Linked DNA regions of Homo sapiens: region 2 is linked to region 1. The links are chromatin contacts, found by Hi-C or POLR2A ChIA-PET in ENCODE. All regions are on one chromosome and are shown on one strand. The core of a region is the stretch at or near the end of the contact, and the rest is flanking DNA. Distances in the headings are between cores, read along the strand shown. Region 1 holds the start of ITGAM (integrin subunit alpha M). Region 2 has its middle 7.4 kb from the start of ITGAD.

Region 1 (5,226 bases), core at 2,057-4,556:
GGTGCCCAGGTGACAGCCCCAACTGAGCTCCTAGCCCACGGCCAACTGCCAGCTGTGGGAGTGACCCATTTTGGGAGCCCAGCCCAACTGAGCTTTGGATTACTCTAGCCCTGGTTGTGATCCGACTGCAATCATGTGAGAGACCCCGCTGAGAACTGCTGAGGCCAGGAGATTCACAGATACGCGAGAGATTATAATATGCTGCTGTTTTTAACTATGAAGTTTTGGAGTAGCTCGCTCTGCAGCAATAGATACTGGAACATACCTGTAATCCTCCTATCTTGGAGATAACGACTATTAACATTTGGTTTTCCTGCATATATATATATATATATATATATATATATATATATATATATATATGATTTATTTTTGTATGTATGTACTTATTTATTTAATTTTAATTTTTTATTTTTTGAAACTGAGTCAAGCTCTATTGCCCAGGCTGGAGTGCAATGGTGCAATCTCAGCTCACTGCAACCTCCACCTCCCAGGTTCAAGTGATTCTCCTGCCTCAGCCTCCCAAGTAACTAGGATTACAGGTGCCTGCCACCACGCCTGGCTAATTGTTGTATTTTTAGTAGAGATGGGGTTTCACCATGTTGGCCAGGCTGGTCTTGAACTCCTAATCTCAGGTGATCCTCCCACCTCAGCCTCCCGAAGTGCTGGGATTACAGGCGTGCCTGTATATATTACATGCCCTGCCTATATATATTTTAGAGACAGGGTCTGGCTCTGTTTTCCAGGCTGGAGTGCAGTGGTGCAATCATATCTCACTGCAGCCTCAACCTCCTTGGCTCAAGCGATCCTCCCACCTCAGCCTGTTGAGTAGCTGGGACCACAGGTGTGCATCACTATGCCCAGCTAATTTTTAAACATTTTTTTGTAGAGTCAGGGTCTTGCTGTGTTGCCCAGGCTGGTCTTGAGTTCCTGAGCTCAAATGATCCCTCTGCCTTGGCCTCCCAATGTGCTGAGATTACAAGCAGGAGTCACCACACCTGGCTATATATAAAAATTATAAACAGATAATTTTTAACCAAATGTACATAATTTTAATTGCTTTTTTTTTTTTCAGCCAGCAAGCATTTTTTTCCATCTAGTTATCGGGAAAGTAGAACTAGAGGCAAAAGAAAATGTGTTGAATGGTGAAACCCTGTCTCTACTGAAAATACAAAAAATTAGCCAGGCGTGGTGGCAAGCACCTGTATTCTCAGCTACTCGGGAGGCTGAGGCAGGAGAATCACTTGAACTCGGGAGGCAGAGGTTGCAGTGAGCTGAGATCACGCCACTGCACTCCAGCCTGGGCGACAGAGGGAGACTCCGTTTCACAAAAAAAAAAAAAAAAAAAAAAAGAAAATGTGTTGAGAAAGAGTGAAAAAAATCATTGGCTTGAGAATCACATTGGCGGTCACATAAAGGTGAGGTTTGTGTTCCATGTATGTGTGGAAGGATACCTATTTTCCTGTGCCTTTGAAAACAGAATTAAAAGTGACAGACACAGGGGAGGGTAAGGATATATCACAGAGTGAAGTATCATTGAACCATTCCTCTGTTGAATATTCAGGTTTTTTTAGCTTTTCATATTAACAATAATGCTGCAATGAACAAGCTTGCAAATATATATATATATATATATTTTTTTTTTTTTAGAGATAAGAGTCTTGCTCTGTCGCCTAGGCTGGAGTGCAGTGGCACAATCTCTGCTCACTGCAACCTCCGCCTCCAGGGTTCAAGTGATTCTGCTGCCTCAGCCTCCCAGGTGGGATTACAGGTGCCTGCCACCACGCCTGGCTAATTTTTTTGTCTTTTTAGTAAAGATGAGGTTTCACCATGTTGGGCAGGCTGGTTTCAATTGCTGACCTCAAGTGAGCCACCCCGCCTCAGCCTCCCAAAATGCTAGGATTACAGGCATGAGCCACCGCACCCAGCCAAGTTTGTACATATATTTTTGACTACACTTCTTAACTATTCTTAGGATAAATTACTAGAAGTGAAAATTCTTGGGTGAAGAGCTTGAGGCCTTTACACACACACACACACACACACACAAAAATAGGCTGGATGCAGTGGCTCACACCTGTAATCTCAGCAGTTTGGGAGGCTGAGGAAGGAGGATCACTTGAGTCCAGGAGGTTGAGAATAGCCTGAACAACATAGCAAGATCTTGTCTCTACAAAAAATTTAAAAAAAATTAGCTGGCCATGGCAGCATGTGCCTGTAGTACCAGCTACTCGGAAGGCTGAGGTAGGAGGATCGCTTGAGCCCAGGAGGTTGATTGAAGCTGCAGTGAGCTGTGATTACACCACTGCACTCCAGCCTGGGCAACAGAGCTAGACTCTGTCTCTAAAAAAAGCACAAAATAATATTTAAAAAGCACCAGGTATGCCTGTACTTGAGTTGTCTTTGTTGATGGCTACAAATGAGGACAGCTCTGGCTGAAGGGCGCTTCCATTTCCATGGGCTGAAGGAGGGACATTTTGCAAAGTGTGTTTTCAGGAAGACACAGAGTTTTACCTCCTACACTTGTTTGATCTGTATTAATGTTTGCTTATTTATTTATTTAATTTTTTTTTTGAGACAGAGTCTCACTCTGTCACCTGGGCTGGAGTGCAGTGGCATTATTGAGGCTCATTGCAGTCTCAGACTCCTGAGCTCAAACAATCCTCCTGCCTCAGCCTCTGGAGTAGCTAGGACTACAGGCATGTGCCACCATGCCTGGCTAATTTTTTAAATGTATTTTTTTGTAGAGTCGGGGTCTCCCTATGTTGCCCAGGCTGGAGTGCAGTGGTGTGATCCTAGCTCACTGCAGCCTGGACCTCGGGCTCAAGTAATTCTCACACCTCAGCCTGTCCAGTAGCAGGGGCTACAGGCGCGCACCACCATGCCCAGCTAATTAAAAATATTTTTTTGTAGAGACAGGGTCTCTCTATGTTGCCCAGGCTGGTTTCAAACTCCCAGGCTCAAGCAATCCTCCTGCCTTGGCCTCCCAAAGTGCTGGCATTACAGGCGTGAGCCACTGCGCCTGGCCCGTATTAATGTTTAGAACACGAATTCCAGGAGGCAGGCTAAGTCTGTTCAGCTTGTTCATATGCTTGGGCCAACCCAAGAAACAAGTGGGTGACAAATGGCACCTTTTGGATAGTGGTATTGACTTTGAAAGTTTGGGTCAGGAAGCTGGGGAGGAAGGGTGGGCAGGCTGTGGGCAGTCCTGGGCGGAAGACCAGGCAGGGCTATGTGCTCACTGAGCCTCCGCCCTCTTCCTTTGAATCTCTGATAGACTTCTGCCTCCTACTTCTCCTTTTCTGCCCTTCTTTGCTTTGGTGGCTTCCTTGTGGTTCCTCAGTGGTGCCTGCAACCCCTGGTTCACCTCCTTCCAGGTTCTGGCTCCTTCCAGCCATGGCTCTCAGAGTCCTTCTGTTAACAGGTGCATGGGGGTGGGGTGGGGGACTCTGGGTGGGGAGGAGGGTAACTTTTGGGTCTGTCATAAATAGAGGGCCCAGAATATGTAGGAGTCAGTCTGGGGAGAGGCAAAGGGGATTTGGGGAAGGAGAAAGGGTTCAAGAAGAAGCAGGGAGAACAGCTAGACCCAGACAGGCTGGCCAGGGAAGCCTGGATGAATGACCACATTCATGGACTGTGCAAGGCTGCTTGCCGGTCCCCTTGCTTCACACATGAGGAGACGGAGGCCCAGGGAGGAGAAGTGACATGGCTCAGGGTGCGCAGCAGGTGTGAGACCCCTTTCCTGAGTGCTTCCTCCTGGATCCCCTCTCACCATCTCCACTTTGCCTCCGGTTCTATTTTCCAAGGTCCCGGGTGCAAATGTTTGTTGAATGACTGATGAATGAAAATGATTTGAGTTTGTTACCTTTTATGCTTATATGTTGTGGAAAATGAAATTCTCCTCAAAAGGGAAGGAAATACTTGAGAGCTGCATAGGAAGGAAATTATCTAATTAAGAATGTATAGAAACTTCACTGTTGGGCAAATCATCGTTGTGACACCGGGGGAAGAAGCCATTTAGGTGCTCAGAAGGGAGGCTGGAATTCAGAGCAGGACTGGACGTGCCCCACGACGGTGGTTCTTAGGTCAGGAGTCAGCAAACAGTGGCCTGGGGGCCCGATATGGCCCACGACCTGTTTTTGCACAACCTGCCAGCTAGAGATTGAAGATGAACACTGATAATCGATTTGATGATAGGGAGCACCACCCCCAAAGAATTCTATTTGTCTCATTTGTAAACCCGTATTACAAACAAATTGTACTCAATCATTATGTTTGAAATTTCCCTAATGACAAATTTGTGGAAAAGTATTTTCTGTCTTGTTATATAAGTACTTGTACAACATATTCTATCAGCCTCTTGGTCTGCAAAACCTAAAATTTACTATCTGGCTGTTTACAGAATAAGTGTGCTAATCCCCGCCCCAGGCTAACAGAGCTGGACCTGGGAGGCAGACATCTGGATGCTGGGTTAGTTAGGGTGACCGAATGGATGGGAAAGGGAATGGAGCAGGAAGACATGCTGCTATCTTTTTTTTTTTTTTTTTTTTTTGATACAGGGTCTTTCTCTGTTGCCCAGGCTGTAGTGCAGTGGCATGATCATGGTTCACTGCAGCCTTGACCTCCTGGGTTCAAGCAATCCTCCCACCTCAGCCTCCTGAGTACCACTACACCCGGCTAATTTTTTATTTTTTGTAGAGATGGGGTCTCACTGTGTTGCCTAGGCTGGTCTTAAACTCCTGAGCCCAGGTGATCCTCCCACGTCAGCCTCTTAAATTATTGGGATAACAGGCCTGAGCCACCACACCCAGCCATTGCTTTCTTTTAAATTATTATTAGTTTTTGTTTTTTTTTTGTATTTAATTTTGAGATAGGATCTCTCTCTGTTGCTCAGGCTGGAGTGCAGTGGCACAATCAGGGCTCAAGTGATCCTCCTGCCTCAGCCCTCCAAAGTGCTAGGACTACAGCCCCTAACTGGCATGCTACTTTCCTCTGCTTGATCCTTCCCCCATTCTCCCTTTAGCCTTGACCTTATGTCATGGGTTCAACTTGGACACTGAAAACGCAATGACCTTCCAAGAGAACGCAAGGGGCTTCGGGCAGAGCGTGGTCCAGCTTCAGGGATCCAGGTGAGACCCTTAGATGGAGCCCCCTTTCTCAGTGCTTTCTCTCCAAGACTTACATACCTGAAAAAAATCAGCGATTTGAGTGATCTTTTTCAACAGA
Region 2 (5,348 bases), core at 1,398-3,897, 130 kb after region 1:
CTGGAAAGGTCTCTGGAGTGACCAATACTCACAAGCGTTTCCTACAAGTCCTAGGATGTGTTGAAGGGCACACTGTCTGCATATAGTGAGTGATTGAAGAACATGTTGGGGTCCCACATTGAGAGCTGCTGCCCACAATAAGGTCATTCTTGCTATTATGCCACCATCCTGGCATAAAGTTCATCATGGTGCTTGGCACTGAGCTGGGGGCCTCACAGGACAAGCCATTCCTGACCTCGGAGTGACGCCACTGCAGCTATCACCAGCAAGGGACCCGGGCCGTGTGGATGTTTCAATTAGAAAAACAGAAGGGAGGCAGTTGAGTGATTTGAAGGGAAGATGGAAAGTGGCCCTTTACCTCCAGCCAAAAATGTCTGTCCTATACATCAGCAGAGGCTCCAAAATCCCTGTGGATTTTGAAGCTTTTGAGTCCCCAGGATGACTAATTATTATGCAGTTTCCTCAGAAAGGGAATCAGAAGATAAGGCTTTGTAAGAATTCAGCCCTAATGGCTGGGCACAGTGGCTCATGCCTGTAATCCCAGCACTTTGGGAGGCCGAGGCAGGAGGATTGTTTGTGCTCAGAAATTTGAGACCACCCTGGGTAATATATTGAAACCTTGTGTCTACAAAAAAATTTAAAAATTACCCAGGCATGGTGGCATGTGCTTGTAGTCCCAGCTACTTGGTAGGCTGAAGCAGGAGGATCACTTGAGCCTGGGAGGTTGAGGATACAGTGAGCTGTGATTTGGACCACCACACTCCAGCCTGGGCAACAGAGAAAGATCATGTCTCAGAAAAAAAAAAAAAAATTGACCCTAGAGTGGTGTTTCTCAAAATGTGTTCCACGAACCACTGGTGGTCAATGATGGTCTTCTAAGTGGAAGGTTTTAGAGAAAAAGAGCAAGAAACCCATACATCTCAAACATTTGAAACTAGTGATTTGCACAGAAATAGTGTTGTGGCCTTAATAATTGTGTGGCACACGGACTCCAGGGACTACAGTGGGTTCTTGTCTAAATTCAGGCAACAAGTTGTTATTTTCTATTTTATTTTATTATTATTATTTTTTGAGATAGTCTCACTTTGTCTCCCGGGCTGGAGTGTAGTGGCACGATCTCGGCTCAACGCAACCTCTGTCTCCTGGGTTCAAGTGATGCCTCTGCCTCAGCCTCCCAAGTAGCTGGGAGTACAGGGGCGTACCACCATGCCCATTTTTATTTATTTATTTTTGAGACAGAGTCTCGCTCTGTCACCCAGGCTGGAGTGCAGTGGCATGATCTTGGCTCACTGCAACCTCCGCCTCCCAGGTTCAAGTTCAAGCGATTCTCCTGCCTCAGCCTCTGGAGTAGCTGGGATTACAGGCAGGCACCACCATTTCCAGCTAATTTTTGTATTTTTAGTATAGATGGGGTTTCACCATGTTGACTAGGCTGGTCTCGAACTCCTGACCTCATGATCCGCCCTCCTCGGCCTCCGAAAGTGCTGGGATTAGAGGTATGAGCCACTGTACTTGGCCGACAAGGTGTTATTTTCTGATATTCTTCCTTTGTGTGTTATTGTGTACATTTATTACATTTGCATTTTCAGGGTTGGCTATTGTGTTGCATTAGATCCCCGAATCACAAAATGGATCAATGGCTCAAAAGCATGGAAGTTGTGATTAAAAACTAATCTAATTGCTACAATTTACAATAATGTCATCAAAGTCAATATTGACTTTTAAATATTGAGCCCAGTGCACGTATAGTATAGACATGCATACCGGAATAAGTGATTGTGAGCCAAAACCCGAAAATATCTAGAAGGTATTATACTCCCTGACAGGTAGGTTGTATTGGTTCTGACATGTATTTGTCCCTAGTGTGCTGCCCATTCTGAAACTTTATCAAACAGTCGCATGAACCTCTGAAAGCTTTTGTGTTATTTTCTTATTTATTTATTTATTGAGATGGAGTCTTGCTCTGTCGCCCAGGCTGGAGTGCAGTGGCATCATCTTGGCTCACTGCAACCTTTGCCTCCTGGGTTCAAGTGATTCTCCTGCCTCAGCCTCTTGAGTAGCTGGGATTACAGGCGCGCACCACCACGCCCAGCTAATTTTTGTATTTTTAGTATAGACGGGGGTTTCACCATGTTGGTCAGGCTGGTCTCGAACCCCTGACCTCATGATCTGCCTGCCTCAGGTAAAGCAATAGAGATTTCTTAGAACAACTGCTACATGTAGCTTTCCTATTCAAAAGTGATTAGTGTTGTCACCGAATACAGAGGAGACAGCAAAACCACAGTGACATAAATCAAAGGTGCTTTTTAAAGTAGCAAAAGTAGGTACAAGTCACATAATTTCCAAGAAGCTTGTAGAAATGGCAGTAGAGTTCATACCTGTATTGAAAGGTTGCTTTTGGCTGCAAATAATAGAAAAAAACAAAAGCATGTAAGAGCAGACAGAAGACCTTTACTCTGCAAGAGGTTCAGGTGCAGGTTAGTGTTTAATGCAGAGTCTCAGCATTGACAGATTCTTTCTGATCTTCCAATTGATCGTCCTTGCGGGGGCGGTTTAGTTCTTTCCCACTGACTAGGATTGGGTCAAATTCCATCCCCTTGGTTGCATGCAGTGCTGAGAAGGTGAGCATGTGCTTTTCACAGGCTTAATAAAAAGAGGTAGCTCCAGCCAGGTGCAGTGACTCATGCCTATAATCTCAGCACTTTGGGAGGCAGAGGTGGGTAGGTCACCTGAGGTCAGGAGATTGAGACCAGCCTGACCAACATGGCAAAACTCTGTCTCTACCGAAAATACAAAAATTAGCTGGGCATGGTGGCAGGTGCCTGTAATCCCAGCTACTTGGGAGGCTGAGGCAGGAGAATCGCTTGAACCTGAGAGGTGGAAGTTACAGTGAGCTGAGGTCATGCCACTGCACTCCAGCCTGGGGGACAGAGTAGAACTCTGTCTCAACAAAAAAAAAAAAAAAAAGAGAAAAAAAAAGGAGGGTAGCTCCACCAGCCAGGAAGGTGGCAGCGCTGGTGGCTGTTGGATAGGCTACCTACAGTGTCTGGCAAATACTATGCTTGAAGACTATGCTGTGAGCAAGATTCCTTTGTGAAGGAACAGCTTGGACATTGTGTATGTCAGAGGTATACAGCAGAATAGCAGTGACTAACGCTTGTGTGGGAGAGCAAGCATGTCACCTCATACTTGGAATAAGTCACTGCCATACAAAGTCTGAATCAGCTTTCATCTTTGTGCAACACATGTATGTGGGAGCTTTTCAGCTGCTGAAACCTCTAGTGACAGAAAAGGAGGTTTTGTTGTTCATTTGTAATTAATGTTAATCCTATGAGTGGTGGGAGAGATAGTGAGGTAGGAGATCAGCAGGACCTGTTTTCTGGTCACAACCCAGCTAATCAGAGCATGATCTGGTCAAGATGGGATGCACTAAAAAAACAGCCCAAACCAGCAGATGGCCAGGAAAGCAAACTCTCATTACCCTCGCCACTTATTAGCATAAAGACACTCCCACCGGTGCCATGACAGTTTACAAATGCCATGGAAACACACCATAGCAACGGTCAGCAAGTTACCTCATATGGTTCTGGAAACTCCCCACACCTTTTCCAGATAGTTCTGAATAACCCACCCCTTAATTTGCATGTAATTAAAAGTCGGTATAAGTACAGTTAGCCAGCAGCCCACTGGCTGCTACTGTGGGCTCACTGCCTATGGGTTGTCCTGCTCTGCAAGGAACAGCTACCTTGCTGCCACTGCTGCTTCAATAAACCTGCTTTCTTCCACCACAGGCTCGCTCTTCAGTTCTTTCCTGAGCAAAGTTAAGAACCCTCCCGGGCTAAGCCCCAATTTTGGAGCTTGCCTGCCCTGCATCAGTAGAATGGGCTAACTACTTATGGTGCACTCAGGCTAAAGAGGCTGATGCTTGCAGGGCAGTATTCACAGAGCACACGGTAGTTCACGGGATGCCTCTCACCCTTGACTCAGTGCTTAAGAAAGGAGGGAAAATGGTGAACATGATCAAATCATGGCCATTGCCTATTCATCTTTTCAGTGTTGTATGGAGGAATAGGCAAGTAGGAGATTGCTTTTCACATTAATGTCAAAGAGAAAGATAGTTACTTGGAACTTAAAAAAATTAATTGTGATAAAATATACATAACATAAAATTTACCATCTTAACCATTTTTAAGTATAGCCAATCTCAAGAGCTCTTTCTATCTTGTAAAACTGAAACCCTATACCCATTAAACAACTCCCAATTCTCCCCTTTCCCTAACTCCTGGCAACCACAATTCTTTCTGTCTCTATGAATTTGACTGCTTTGGCATGTCATAGAAATAGACTCATACAGCATTTGTCTTTTTGCGACTGGCATATTTTGCTTAGCATAATGTCCTCAAGGTTCACCCATGTGGTAGCATGTGTCAGAATTCCTCTCCTTTTGAAGGCTGAATAATATTCCATTGTGTGTATATACCACGTTTTGTTTATCCATTTGCCCATCAATGGGCATTTGGGTTGCTTTTTTTGCCTCTCATGAATGATGAATATGGGCGCACAAATATCTCTTCAAGACCATGCTTTCAATTCTCTTGGGTATACACCCAGAAGTGGAATTGCTGAATCATATGGTAATTTTTTTTTTTTTTTGAGACAGAATCTTGCTCTGTTGCCCAGGCTGGAGTGCAGTGGCACAATCAGAGCTCACTGCAGCCTTGGTCTTCTGGGCTCAAGCGATCCTCTTGCTTCAGCCTTCCGAGCTTCTGGGACTAAAGGTGTGTGCCATCATGCCTGGCTAATGTTTTAAAAACGTTGCCAGGCATGGTGGCTCGTGCTTGTAATCCTAGCACTTTGGGAAGCTGAGGCAGGTGGATCCCCTGAGGTCAGGAGTTTGAGACCAGCCTTGCCAACATGGTGAAATCCCGCCTGTACTAAAAATACAAAAATTAGCTGGGTGTGGTGGCATGTGCCTGTAGTTCCAGCTACAGGCAGGAGAATTGCTGGAACCTGGGTGGCAGAGGCTGCAGTGAGCCGAGATTGCACCACTGCACTCCAGCCTGAGTGACAGAGTGAGACTCTGTCTCAAAAAAAAAAAAAATTTTAGAGATGGTGTCTCACTGTGTTGCCCAGGCTGGTCTTGAACTCCTGCCCTAAAGTGATCCTCCTGCTTCCGCCTCCCAAAGTGCTGGGATTACAGGCATTAGCCACCATGCCTGGCCTAGCTAAATTGTCTTTAATGTCGCATGTCTGCAAAAAACACATCTATAAAGCTAGAAAAGTTGAGCATCCAACTTTTTATGATTTAACTCTCATGACCTGGCAATTTTTCTAGCAAGGAGCCTGGG

The links. Hi-C counts contacts between places; a loop is a spot of excess contacts on that map. ChIA-PET counts read pairs that join two places held with the same protein, here RNA polymerase II (POLR2A). Pooled maps may share reads with other maps.
Region 2: a pooled map shows a loop between it and region 1 (2.4-fold over the local background). The contact joins the enhancer-like site here to the promoter of ITGAM in region 1. A Hi-C loop is called at or near these places in 2 of 168 maps with a recorded cell type or tissue (PC-9 and psoas muscle), 2 of 37 single-sample maps with no recorded cell type and 10 of 50 pooled maps. POLR2A ChIA-PET finds 5 or more read pairs at or near these places in 2 of 52 experiments (HEK293T and activated B cell).

Annotation. Positions count from the first base shown.
Region 1 is chr16:31,256,669-31,261,894 of GRCh38, forward strand. ITGAM (integrin subunit alpha M) reads left to right here and starts at 3,307. Exons shown (of 30, transcript NM_000632.4): 1 at 3,307-3,424; 2 at 5,024-5,129. The coding sequence starts at 3,397. RefSeq lists an enhancer at 3,064-3,163.
Region 2 is chr16:31,383,249-31,388,596 of GRCh38, forward strand. No RefSeq gene overlaps it. Among named protein-coding and RNA genes, the nearest start is that of ITGAD, 7.4 kb to the right of the region's middle. Within about 2 kb of position 2,648, at least 7 of the 41 ENCODE cell types and tissues checked have a DNase peak (open chromatin) inside an H3K27ac peak, as active enhancers do; they include PC-9, where a contact is called at or near this core.